Regions from separate parts of the Homo sapiens genome. Here all the other regions are linked to region 3. A link is an interaction called in ENCODE POLR2A ChIA-PET data of the cell type or tissue named here. Cell type or tissue: GM12878. All regions are shown on one strand. Each heading gives the region's core, and the rest is flanking DNA. Links, peaks and the distances in the headings are about the cores only.

Evidence for each region. Peaks named below come from ENCODE experiments on the same cell type or tissue, not always from the same donor. Only the 100,000 strongest peaks of a DNase experiment are listed, where the experiment ranks them.
Region 1: POLR2A ChIA-PET joins it to region 3 with 5 read pairs; 4 of 35 experiments call an interaction of 5 or more read pairs at or near these places.
Region 2: POLR2A ChIA-PET joins it to region 3 with 5 read pairs; 8 of 35 experiments call an interaction of 5 or more read pairs at or near these places.

What each region holds. Positions count from the first base shown.
Region 1 is chr20:5,690,176-5,694,685 of GRCh38, forward strand. No RefSeq gene overlaps it. Among named protein-coding and RNA genes, the nearest start is that of SHLD1, 58 kb to the right of the region's middle. In GM12878, for the core only: no CTCF peak of the experiment used is centred there; a DNase peak (open chromatin) is centred at 2,006.
Region 2 is chr20:5,722,605-5,727,114 of GRCh38, forward strand. No RefSeq gene overlaps it. Among named protein-coding and RNA genes, the nearest start is that of SHLD1, 26 kb to the right of the region's middle. In GM12878, for the core only: no CTCF peak of the experiment used is centred there; no DNase peak of the experiment used is centred there.
Region 3 is chr20:5,584,723-5,589,232 of GRCh38, forward strand. GPCPD1 (glycerophosphocholine phosphodiesterase 1) reads right to left here. Exons shown (of 20, transcript NM_019593.5): 5 at 1,472-1,547. Among named protein-coding and RNA genes, the nearest start is that of GPCPD1, 24 kb to the right of the region's middle. In GM12878, for the core only: no CTCF peak of the experiment used is centred there; no DNase peak of the experiment used is centred there; H3K27ac peaks cover 2,596 bases.

The DNA.
Region 1 (4,510 bases), core at 130-4,129, 110 kb after region 3:
GGTTGAGGTGGCCTCGCTTGAGCCCAGAAGTTCAAGACCAGCCTGGGCAATGTGGTGAAACCCTATCTCTACAAAAAAAAAAAAAAAGTATCCAGGCATGTGGTACGGGCCTATAGTCCCAGCTACTTGGGAGGCTGAGTTGGGAGGATCACTTGAGCCCAGGATGTAGAGACTGCACTGAGCCGTGATCGTGCCACTGCACTCCAACTTCAGCCTGGGTGACAGAGCAAGACCCTGTCTCAAAAAAACCCAAAAACTTAAAATAGGGAGATTATACTGTATTATCTGGGTGGTCCCAATTTAATCGCATGATCCCCTAAAACAGAATTTTCTCCAGCTGGAGTCAGACAGATGTGGCAGAAAGAAAAGTCAGGGAGGTTTTTAAGTGTGAGAAAGACTTGACCTGTGAAGGGGCCACATGGAAAGCATGAGAAATAATGCAGGAAGCTTCTTGGAGCAAAGACTGGCCCTCAGCTCACAACCAGCAAGGAAGGTGGGACGCCAGCCCTACGACCACAAGGAACTAAATTTGACCAACACCTGAAGGGGATCCATCCCCAGAGCTTGCAGTAGGGAACCCAGCCCTGTCACCACCTTGAGTGAGGCTTTCTGGGGCCCTGAGCAGATGACTCAGTTGAGCCAGAGTTTTTGAGAGTGGGGCTCTGACCTACAGAACTGTGAGACAATAAATGAAATTGCTTTAAGCCACTCCATTTGTAGTAATGCTATAGCAGCAATAGGAAACCTACACCCTGACATGTCAACTAACTACTGCAAGCCAATGTGAATACGACCTTCATGGAGTGTGTCCCAGGCCATGGGCAGAAGAGGGAATAGCCAGCTCTGCTAGGGAAAGTGAAGAAGGCTTCTCAGAGAAGGCATGCTTTGGGTCCTCTAGAGGTGGAGCCTGAGATGAGATTCCAGTGCAAGCAATGGTTTTGGGTGATGTTCCCAGGAATCAACAGTAAGGGAGTGACAGAGTGAGACAGAAAAAAGGAAAGAAGTCAGTAAAAGTGTGTGCGGTGGCTCATGCCCGTAATCCCAGCACTTTGGGAGGCTGAGGTGGGCAGATCATGAGGTCAGGAGTTTGAGACCAGCCTGGCCAACACGGCAAAACCTCATCTCTACTAAAAATACAAAAATTAGCCGGGCATGGTGGCGGGCGCCTGTAATCCCAGCTACTCCGGAGGCTGAGTCGGGAGAATGGCCTGAACCCGGAAAGGCAGAGGTTGCAGTGAGCCAAGATTGTGCCATTGCACTCCAGACTGGGCGACAAGAGCAAGACCCCCATCTCAAAAAAAAAAAAAAAAAAAGTGAATCAGGCTGGGCATGGTGGCTCACACCTGTCATCCCAGAACCAGAACTTTGGGAGGCCAAGGGGGACTGATAACTTGAGCTCAGGAATTAGAGACCAGCCTGGGCAACATGACAAAACCCCGTCTGTACAAAAAACACAAAAATTAGCTGGGAGCGGTGGTGCATGCCTGTAGTCCCAGCTACTTGGGAGGCTGAAGTAGGAGGATTGCTTGAGCCTGGGAAGTCAAGACTGTGGTGAGCCGGGATCACGCCACTGCACTCCAGCCTGGGTGACAGGGCCAGACCTTGTTTACAAAAAAAAAAAAAAAAAAACACCAAACTTATTAAGCAAGTTACCATTGTAGGCAGCTGGAGCTTTATCCTTCTCGGGGATGCTGGGAAACTGTAGATTTTGTCTGGGAGGGATGGAGGGACGGGGATTTATGCATCTGCTTCCATCAATATTGGTTGGGAGCCTCTTTTGGGGCCATTAATTCCCTAGTACTCAGCCCTTCGATGTATGTATGCAGAGCAGGCACCAACAGTTTCAGAAAACACTCAGGCAAAAGGTTGCAGGTGCTAGCACTTGGCAGTCTGATTGGTGTGCACTGAACCAGTGAGGCCAAGGGGCCAAGGGAAGGGGGAGCACCGGCAGCATTTGAAGGGAGTGAGGGTTTACCAGGCAGAGACCAGAGCAGGTGTTGCAGGCAGACGGAAATGGTTATGCACACAGAGGCCCAAAAACAAGCAAAAGAGTTCTGTGAAGTGGCTAGAGGATTTGAATCTGGAGTTGGACAAACAGGTTTGAATCCTGACTCTGACTCCTCACTGCTTATTCTCCTTAGGCAAGTCACTCCACTGCTCTGAGCATCAGCTATATGATGGGAATTATGGTAGGACCTGCCTCATTGTGCTGTCACAAGGATTAAATTATTTTATTTTATTTTATTTTATTTTATTTTATTTTATTTTATTTTATTTTATTTTTTGAGATAGAGTCTCGCTCTGTGGCCCAGGCTGGAGCGCAGTGGTGTGATCTCCACTCACTGCAACCTCTGCCTCCTGGGTTCAAGCGATTTTCCTGCCTTAGCCTCCCAAGTAACTGTGATTACAGGCGCGCGCCACCACCCTGCCTGGCTAAGTTTTGTATTTTTAGTAGAGATGGAGTTTCACCATGTTGGCCAGGCTACACTCGAACTCTTGACCTCAGGTGATCCACCCACCTTGGCCTCCCAAAGTGCTGGGATTACATGCATGAGCCACCATGCCCAGCCACAGGATTAAATTAGGTTATGCTTTAAAAGAGTATGGCACCTGGTCAGCCCTCAATAATGATAAGCAATACTTCTGTTGTTGTCCCACCAGTGGGTGAATGTTGGCTAGTTGGCTATGCCCACACAAAGAGTGCATGGAGACAAGGGGTCCAGTGGAGTAGTAGGCCAGAAAGGTGGGTAGCAGCTTCGAGGTACCCTGTGAGGTATTTTCAATTGTAGGCTCACCCAGACTGAACCAAGCACAGCTCACACTTGTAATCTCAGTGCTTTGGGAGGCCGAGGGAAGAACACTTGAGAGGCCAGGGGTTCAAGACCAGCCTGGGCAACAAGGAAAGACCCCATTTCTACAAAATAATAATAATTTAAAAAAAAATAGGCACAGTAGTGAGTGTCTGTAGTCCTAGCTACTCAAGAGGCTGAGGCAGGAGGATTGCTTGAGCCCAGGAGTTCGAGGCTGTAGGGAGCTATGATTGTACCACTGTACTCCAGCCTGGGTGACAGAGCAAGACTCCATTAAAAAAAAAGTGAGAGGCCGGGCACGGTGACTCCTGCCTGTAATCCAGCTTGACCAACATGGAGAAACCCTGTCTCTAGTAAAAATACAAAATTAGCCAGGCATAGTGACACATGCCTGTAATCCCAGCTACTCAGGAGGCTGAGGCAGGAGAATCGCTTGAACCTGGGAGACGGAGGTTGCAGTGAGCCAAGATCGCACCATTGCACTCCAGCCTTTTTTTGCACACAAAAAAGGTGGGCGGGAGGGGGAGGCTTATTTTTAGGGAAAGTGAAATAACAATTCAGGACTTTTGAGCCTGAATCTGTGGATCCCAACGAGTCTGAATAAAATTTAGGAGGTCCACAAACTTGGCTAGGAAAAGAATCATTCCTATTTTCACTAACTTCCAACTGAAATTGACCTTCCCCTTCCATGATGAATGTGGGCAACAAACCACAATGATATTAGCAGGAATTGTGATTTTGTCACAAGTAAAAAAAAAAACAAACAAAAAAGCCCCCAGGTATTTCCAGATTGCAGACATCTTAAAGTATCCTTTATACCCTTTACTACTTCAAAATAATGTTTTTTAGACCTGTTTTTAGATTTAGATTTTTGTTTGTTTGTTTGTTTGTTTGTTTTGAGACAGAGTCTCACTCTATTACCCAGGCTGGAGTACAGTGGTGTAATCTCGGCTCACTGCAAACTCCGCCTCCTGGGCTCAAGTGATTTTACCACCTCAGCCACCCAAGTAGCTGGGACTACAGATCTGTGCCACCACTCCTGGCTGATTTTTGTATTTTTTATTTATTTATTTTTATTTTTTTGTAGAAACGGGGTTTCACCATGTTCACCATCCTGGTCTCGAACTCCTGACCTCAGGTGATCCACCCGTCTCAGCCTCCCAAAGTGCTGGGATTACAGGCATGAGCCACTGCGCCCAGCCCGCACCAGGCTTTTTAAAACCTCCCACAGACAGACATATTCTATGTTTTTACCCCTTCTTGCTGTGATCTTGTTGTGACCAATGTAATTACAAGGGTGGAAGGGCCATAGAGGCCATATCCCAGTTAAAGAGGATGTCTCTTTCCCATTAGGATTGGAAAGGGCCAGGCCCTGCTTAGGTTGTGCATCTGTTCTTGGATGAATCACGACGGATGCTGATGGATGACTGGGTCATGTTCCCAGCTTTGGGGGCGAGGATATGGCCCCGTCAGCCTCATCAAATCATGTGGAGTCTGTTAGTTTCTATTGCTGCTGTAACAATTTACCACAAATTTAGGGGCTTGAAGTCGCACACATTGATTACCTCCCAGTTCTAGAGGTCACAAGTCTAAAATGGGAATCACTGGGCTAAAATCAAGGTCATGGCTTGACTGCCTTCCTTTCTGGAGGCTCTAAGAGAGAATCTGTGTCCTTGCCTTTTCCACTTTCTAGGGACCAC
Region 2 (4,510 bases), core at 130-4,129, 140 kb after region 3:
GAGGCTACAGTGAGCTGAGTTGGCACTACTGCACTCCAGCCTGGGTGGCAGAGTGAGACTCTGTCTCAAAAACTAACTAACTACATAAATATTTCTAAAGTTCTGATCTCTACTTAAGATAGAATCAATTAGACAAAATTTGAAGCATTCTTTTTTTTTTTTTTGAGATGGAGTCTCGATCTGTCACCCAGACTGGAGTGCAGTGGTGCGATCTCGGCTCATTGCAACCTCTGTCTCCTGGGTTCAAGCAATTCTCCTACCTCAGCCTCCCGAGTAGCTGGGATTACAGGCACCTGCCACCACACCCGGCTAATTTTTCCATTTTTAGTAGAGACAGGGTTTTACCACCTTGGCCAGGCCGGTCTTGAACTCCTGACCTCAGGCGGTCGGCCTGCCTTGGCCTCCCAGAGTGCTGGGCTTACAGGTGTGAGCCACTGCAGCCGGCCTTGAAGCATCCAGTGGTATCAGTGCGTCAGGAGGGTGATTATGTACGCCACTAGACTTCAAAGGCCATCACCTTTTCTTGATTAACAGCAGCACCTCAGGGAGAGGCAGTTGCAAAACCGTATTCAGCCTGTTTGTAGCAAACCCCTGCATCCTGTGGAAGGCTGGTGGGGAGGAGGTGGGCAGTATAATACCGCAACTTAGAAAATGTCAGAGAATTTCAACTATCCGTGCTTTCTCAATCTGCTATTTCCACAGGTTGGTTTTTTAAGTGAAGTCAAGTGTTAATAAAATGTGAAAATCACAGTGTGTAGCCATCAGCACACTTGTAAGCTAGTCTTGGCTTTCTTGAACTACCTATCAGAAAAAGCAGTAACATTCAAAAGAATAAGTAGCTGCCATTTCAAAGAATAAGTACTTGTCAGGAGAGCAAAAGGCTTTTTGGAAAAAAATAAAGATAATAGTTTTAAATTTTAAAAAAGAGGCCGGGCAAGGTGGTTCACGACTGTAATCCCAGCACTTTGGGAGGGCCGAGGCAGGTGGATCACGAGGTCAGGAGTTCAAGACCAGCCTGGCCAAGATGGTGAAACCCCGTCTCTACTTAAAATACAAAAATTAGCTGGGCGAGGTGGTGGGCACTTGTAATCCCAGCTACTCGGGAGGCTGAGGCAGAGAATTGCTTGAACCCAGGAGGCAGAGATTGCAGTGAGCTGAGATCACGCCACTGCACTCCAGCCTGGGTGACAGAGTGAGACTCTGTCTCAAAAAAAAAAAAAAAAGAAAAAGAAAAATTTTAAAAAACTAAATTAAATTTTAAAAAGAAAGAATAAGGTACTTGATATACACAAATATTCAAGGGGCGTTATTCACCTATTTAAGGTGAATTCAGGCAGGTACATTGGCTCATGCCAGTAATCTAACACTTTGGAAGGCCAAGGCAGGAGGATTGCTTGAGCCTCGGAGTTTGAGACCAGCCTGGGCAACATAGTGAGACCTTGTCTCTACTAAAACTCAAAATAATCAGCCAGATGTAAGGGTGTGCCCCTGTAGTCCCAGCTACTCAGGAGGCTGAGGCAGGAGAATCCCTTGAGCTTGGGAGGTCAAGGCTGCAGTGAGCCATGATCACACCACTGCACTCCAGCCTGGGCAAGAGAGCAAGGCACTGTCTCAAAAAAAAAAAAAAAAAAAAAGCTAATTCTCTATTTTGCATTATTTAAAAGAATTTCAAAGAACACAGGGTAACATTAAATGCCTAGGCAGAAAAATAAGCAAATTTCTTTTTTCTTTTTTTTTTTGAGACAGAGTCTCGCTCTGTCACCTAGGCTGGAGTGCCGTGGCGCAATCTCGGCTCACTACAATCTCCACCTCCCAAGTTCAAACAGTTCTCCTGCCTCAGCCTCCTAAGTAGCTGGGATTACAGGCATGCACCACCAAGCCCAGCTAATTTTTGTATTTGTAGTAAAGACGGGGTTTCACCATGTTGGTCAGGCTGGTCGCAAACTCCTGACCTTGTGATCTGCCTGCCTCGGCCTCCCAAAGTGCTGGGATTACAGGTGTGGGCCACCGCACCTGGCCAGAAATGAGCAAATTTCTTAGTGTCAGTATCAGGCCACTTAATTAAATCACACAACACTTTGTTTAGATTGATTGAATCAATTGTCTACCGTACCCAAAATTCTCATCTTATCCATCATCTCTTCTTATTGTCCCTCCGGTCCACAGAGCCAATACAAATATTTGTTGAATGAAAGAGTGGTTTCCTTCTTGTAACATATTTCACAATGCACTCTATCAGGAAATAATTACTTCCTGAAGTCTGAGTCAACAGATAATTTTGAAGACTGGGCAGAGAGTTGTAGGATTTAAACTGGCAAAATAGATCAGAAAATTATCTCAGAAAATAACTCCATTCCAACAAATGTATAATCATTAATATTCTAAGGATGGAGAAACCTCAGAAAAGTAAAAGACTATTTTTCTACCAATTGGGCATCATTTGCAACTTCATTCTCAAGCTTTGGCATCTGATTCTGTCCCATCCTACTGTCACCTCCTGTCTTCACCAAAAGGGTTTCCTTCTTGATTTATTGCCTCACTGACCACATTTTAAAAAATTAAGAAAAATACTAAGCTTATTATTTTAAATGGGATTTGTTTCCAGGTTCTATTTGGTTTCACTAAACCTCTAGTGCACTGAACTCTGGCCACATCAATTGCTGGGAAAAGATGAAGTGGGCTGGGCGCAGTGGCTCATGCTTGTAATCCCAGTACTTTGGGAAGCTGAGGCAGGTGGATCACCTGAGGTCAAGAGTTCGAGACTAGTCTGGCCAACATGGTGAAACCCCGTTTCTACTAAAAATATGAAAATTAGCTGAGCATGGTGGTGGACACCTGTAATCTCAGCTACTCCAGAGGCTGAGGCTGGAGAATCGCTTGAACCCGGGAGGTGGAAGTTGCAGTGAGCCGAGATCGTACCACTTTACTCTAGCCTGGGTGAAAAAGCGAGATTCTTTCTCAAAAAAAAAAAAAAAAAAAAAAAAAAGATGAGATGAATTGTCTTGGAGGAAGAAAGAAAGAAGGAAAGGCCAGCTTTGAATTTCTGAATTAGATTAATGGGGTTGAGACTTTTTTTTTTTTTTAATTTTAACAAACAAGCTTGGGCTGGGTGGGATGGCTCATGCCTGTAATCCCAGCACTTTGGGAGGCCAAGGCAGGAGACTGCTTAAGTCCAGGAGTTCAAGACCAGCCTAGGCAACATGGTGAAAGCCTGTCTCTACAAAAAACACAAAAATTAGCTGGGCATGATCGTGTGTACCTGTAGTCCCAGCTACTCGGAGGCTGAAGTGAGAGGATCACTTGAGCCCAGGAGGTCAAGGCTGGAGTGAGCCAAGATCATGCCACTGCATACCACTGTCTGGGTGACAGAGTGAGACTTTGTCTCAATTAAAAAAAAATTAATAAAATAAAGATTAGAAACAAGTTGGAAGCTGGGCATGGTGGTATGCACCTATAGTCCCAGCTACTTGGGAGGCTGAATGGGGAGGATCGTTTAAGACTAGGAGTTCTTAGCCAGCCTGGGCAATTTGAGATCCTGTCTCTAAAAAACATAAAGATTTTTTCCTTTTTTTTAGACAGAGTTTTGCTCTTGTTGCCCAGGCTGGAGTGCAATGGCAGGATCTTGGCTTGCTACAACCTCCACCTCCCAGGTTCAAGCTATTCTCCTGCCTCAGCCTGCCGAGTAGCTGGGATTACAGGCGCCTGCCACCACACCCGGCTAATTTTTGTATTTTTAGTAGAGACAGAGTTTCACCATGTTGGCCAGGCTGGTCTTGAACTCCTGACCTCAGGTGAGGTCCACTCACCTTGGCCTTCCAAAGTGCTGGGATTACAGGCATGAGCCACCGTGCCCAGCTGATTTTTTTAAAGGAAAGAAAAGAAACAAGGTGGGGGAAAAATGTGGTAAGTTGCAGACATCTTGCTATGGTTATTGTGTTTGCAGATAAGAATACCCACTATCAGCCGGGTACAATGGCTCACGCCTGTAATCTCAGCACTTTGGGAGGCCAAGGTGGGCAGATCACGAGGTCAAGAGATCGAGACCATCCTGGCTAACATGGTGAAACCCCGTCTCTACTAAAAATACAAAAATTAGCTAGGCATGGTGGTGTGTGCCTGTAGTCCCAGCTACTTGGGAGGCTGAGGCAGGAGCATCGCTTGAACCCGGGAGGCAGAGGTTGCAGTGAGCCGAGATCATGCCACTGCACTCCACACTCCAGCCTGGCGACAGAGCAAGATTCCATCTCCAAAAATAAAAATAAAAAAAAAGAATGCCCACTATCTTTCAACATTTGTACGTACCTGAGTATTCTCATTACTATCCCTGCAGCACAAATGACTCCAAGCTTAATAGTATAAAACAGCAACCATTTTATCATGACTATGTATCTTATGGGTCAGGTCAGGAATTCAGAAAGAGCAAATCCAGGACAACTCGTCTGGACTCCACAATGCCTGGGGCCTCATTGGAAAGACTCAATCAGCAAGGAGTGACTTTGCAGGTTCTGGC
Region 3 (4,510 bases), core at 334-4,333:
TCTGAACTTGTCTCAAATGTAATTCTCCTCATATCCCAACTATTCACTACTGCCAGTTAAAAGCTTTACGAACAGCGTGAACTTACCTGTATGTACAGAGCTGTGAGGAACTACCAAAAGAATAAACGCTAGCACAACCCCTTCTCCTAACAGAAATTTCAACTCAATGAGAAAAGCTGTAAAACCCCACCCTTTGAGTAAAATACAATTTATCTTCCTGGCCTACTTCCCTTCCCAGTTTACTTTAAACGTTAGTCTGAAATACTTGCAAAATGGATGTGACAGTTCCTAGTAAAGATTCTCTGGTAAGTTTCACACAGCTTTTAAGTTCAAAAGTTATATTTCTCAAAAGTATACATTCCTTTCTAAAAGATAGAAACAAAATCATCCCACTTCTCATAATAAAATATATTTAACTGCAAGATGCTTTAAAATACAATTTTTTAAAACATTCAATACCTAGTAAGTTCCAACCTCAGTATGGGAATATTATAATTTTAAGTATACTCTCATAAAAATCCTAAATACACTATCAAAAATGTATTAAAACATACAAAAAGAAAATCCAATAAAGAGGATGGAATGAGATACTGTTTAAATGAGATGTGTCCTTACTCCAGGATAAAGCAGAAACTCCCACTGCTTTCTAATTTAAACCAGAAAACTGGCATCCAGTTATCTTTCAATTTTAACTTTACCTAGAAACTAAAAGATACATTTCTCAGCACTGAGTCAATTTACAGATGAATACATGTGGGTAATTTAATGTATGTGAAGTGAACTTCAAATTCGATTTTCAATATGGACTAAGAAATTCAAAAATACTTGTATGAAGAGAAATGCCATATTTAAGCATAAGAAAAGTTAATGTGTTTAAAAGAAAACAACTTACAAAAAAAAAAAGACAAAAAAAAAAAAGAAAACTTTCCAAGTAGCAATTCTAGCATAGCCAATAGGGAATTTAAGAAATTTGAATTCATTCATACAAGTTTATTCAAGTATTTACCAATTTCTCTTAAAAAAATTAAGAAGAAAAGAAAAAATAGAATAACTTACTCTATTAATATTCAAAGTTAAAAATTTAAGAATCTTTGTTTTGGATTAATTTTTTCTTCAAATGTTCGTTAAGCCTGAGCAAGTAAACAAATAGAGCTATGGATGCTCAGTCAAGAAGAATGGTATCTTATAAACTTCCTAACCATTCCAAATGAAAGTGAATATTTCATAATAAACTAATCTAACCCAAGAAAACAAAAATATCTAGGTAAATATTTCTAATAAAGTTTATTTTAAGAGGCAATTAAAAACTGTTGTTTTGAAAGATCCATGAAATGCTCAGTGAAATTTGTAGCACTGACAATGCATTGACCTTAACTTTAGAATAAAAATTTATTAAATCCCACTAAGCCATTGTGCAGCATATTAGTAACTTTATGCATATGCCTCAAACAGATGCAGTTAATGCCCATACCTAAAGGGGTTATTGATCGTGGTTGTAGATGAGTCTCCCACTTGTGAACTATCACTTGACATGGACCACCGATAGTCTGCAATTTAAAAGTTAAACGTCTGCAATAATTTCTTATATCTTATTTTCTACCCATGACTCCATTAGATGTTTGTGGCCTAAATCTTATACTAAATATGAGACCAAAAGATTCATCTTATTATCAATATTATATGCCAAAAGCCTGGAATGTACCAGATCACAAAACAAGATGAAATGCTGGAAGAAAATTAGAGTGAGGCAGTAAACAAAGAAAAATGAGATGAACTGGCACACAGAACTGTCTCAAACCCATTCCTAAATCTGCCTACAATACTCAATTGTTTCAAAGAAATTTTCATTTTTAACTGATATTAATTCTTAAGATAAATATCATATATACTTTCTTTGGTATGTCAGCCATCAATGAGGTATTGCTAGATAAAGTATGTACCTCCTGCTCTATGCATTTAGAAAAAGCCTAAACAAGCCTACAATAGTAAAAATAGTAGGAACAAGTACTCAAGAACAATTATCGCAAGCTACTCAAGGAACTAAAGAACCATAATAAAGTTATTTATTACATATATTTAAGAATACTAAGTGAAAAACAGGAAGATTTCTCATATCATAGGAACCAGTGTTTCTAAAGAACACGGGAAATTCTAGAAGGGACATGTGGCCAGGTAAACTTGAAGAGCAAGTGTGATAAAAGAGGAACTAACATCCGGTTTCATTCTTATGCCTTAGTTTAAAATCTCATACAGTGTGACAATTCCTCATACTGTTTTCCATTATCAAGCTCCCCTACTAAAAAAGAACATAAAGCTATGTGTTGATAACATATGCGGTAGTGAGTAACCATGAAAGATTCCCTGAGTATACCTAAAAGACTAAAATTTAAGTGTTCTAATTTTCCTTTAATTTTTAAAAAGAAACTCACTAGTTATTATGCTGAAATAAAACCCTTAAATACACATTTTGGAAGCACATTTTCAAACTATAATCTTACAAGGTATTTTATTTGTTACATAAATGTAATTAAATACAGAGAAGCAAAAAGAAAATACAAAACTCACCCATATCATACCATTTAGGGATAATCACCATCAAGATTTTCACATATAATCTTTGAGCCCTTTTCTAGGCATTATATTACACATACTCTTTTTTTTTTTTAGACAGAGTCTCACTCTGTCACCCAGGCTAAAGTGCAATGGCACAATCTCGGCTCACTGCACCCTTGCCTCCTGGGTTCAAGTGATTCCCCTGCCTCGGCCTCCTGAGTAGCTGGAATTAAAGGCACGTGCCACCACACCCAGGTAATTTTTGTATTTTTAGTAGAGATGGGGCTTCACCATGTTGGCCAGGCTAGTCTCGAACTCCTAACCTCGTGATCCACCCACCTCAGCCTCCCAATGTGCTGGGATTACAGGTGTGAGCCACTGTGCCCAGCCTATACATACTCTTAAAAAGCCTAGGCATAAAAGCTTCTCTATTATCTTTAGAAGGCATTAATAATGGATTAAAATATTCTCCTACACTTTCTATAGGATTTTAATATTGATTAAATTTGACGATAAGCCAAACAATAACAAATATGTAACAAATTAGGCACATTATTAATTATTAAATGCAATAAATAATCCTGTCACTTAAAATAACCAGGCTAAATTCTTTTCTGAAATCCTCAAACTTCTGAAGTTTAAAAACTAAAATAGCACGATATATTTCTTCAAATCATTACTCCTGGGATACTAAATAAAATTCTCTTTTTCTCTAGCTAAACACTTCCCTGCTATAATAGTTCACCTTAATTGGTAGACTGGGTAGATTTTTTAAAAATGTAATGTGAAATTGCTCTTTTAAAAATATGGTGACTTTCGTATCCATTATACTAAAAAGAAAATCAAATTAATTCTAGATGATGTTTACTATAACATTTTTCCTGAAATATTTTTTAAATGTGTTTTTTAAATATCAAACTTTCTAAACCTCAAAAGTTGCAAATATAGGACAGGCATGGTGGCTCATGCCTATAATCCCAGCGCTTTGGGAGGCCAAGGCAGGTGGATCACTTGAGGTCAGCAGTTTGAGACAAGCCTGGCCAACATAGTGAAACCCCATCTCTACTAAAAATACAAAAATTAGCTAGGTGTGGTGGCACACAACTGTAGTCCCAGCTACATGTGAGGCTGAGGCACGAGAATTGCTTGACCGTGGGAGGCAGAGGTTGCAGTGAGCCAAGATCACACCACTGCACTTCAGCGTGGGCGACAGAGTGAGACTCCTTCTCAAAAAAAAGTCGCAAATACATACATAAAAATAGAAACAGCCTGGGCACAGTGGCTCATGCCTGTAATCCCAGCACTTAGGGAGGCCAAGGCAGGCAGATCACTTGAGGTCAGGAGTTCGAGACCAACCTGGCCAACATGGTGAAACCCCATCTCTACCAAAAATACAAAAATTAGCCAGGCATGGTGGCACACGCCTGTAATCCTAGGTACTTGGGAGGCCAAGGCAGGGGAATCCCATGAATCTGGGAGGCGGAGGCTGCAGTGAGCTGAGATTGCGCCACTGCACTCCAGCCTGGGCGATAGAGCGAGACTATGTCTCAAAAAAGAAAAAGAAAAAAAAAAGAAAAAGAAAAGGGTGCTATGAATATAATATTAAATGTCAAAAAGAGGTAACGGCATAGCAGACTGTTTGTTTTGTTTTAATTCAGATGTCAGGGGAACTTTATAGACTGTTGATAGCAGTATCTTTACTTAATCAAGTAAGAATAATCCTTTGGATTAAATTTGATAGGGAACATATTTCAGTAGCAATTTTAACAACTCCAGTCTCATCTGCCCACTACCCCACTGCATAAAACCACCTAGACTTGAATAGAATAGCATATTTGAGGAACAGTCCAAAGGGCCAGGTAAACTGATGACAGAACTATGTCTATCATCATTCAGACTAGAAATGTACATTGGTTGGTAAACTGTTATAATATAGAAAAAAAAGAACCTAGTTTTA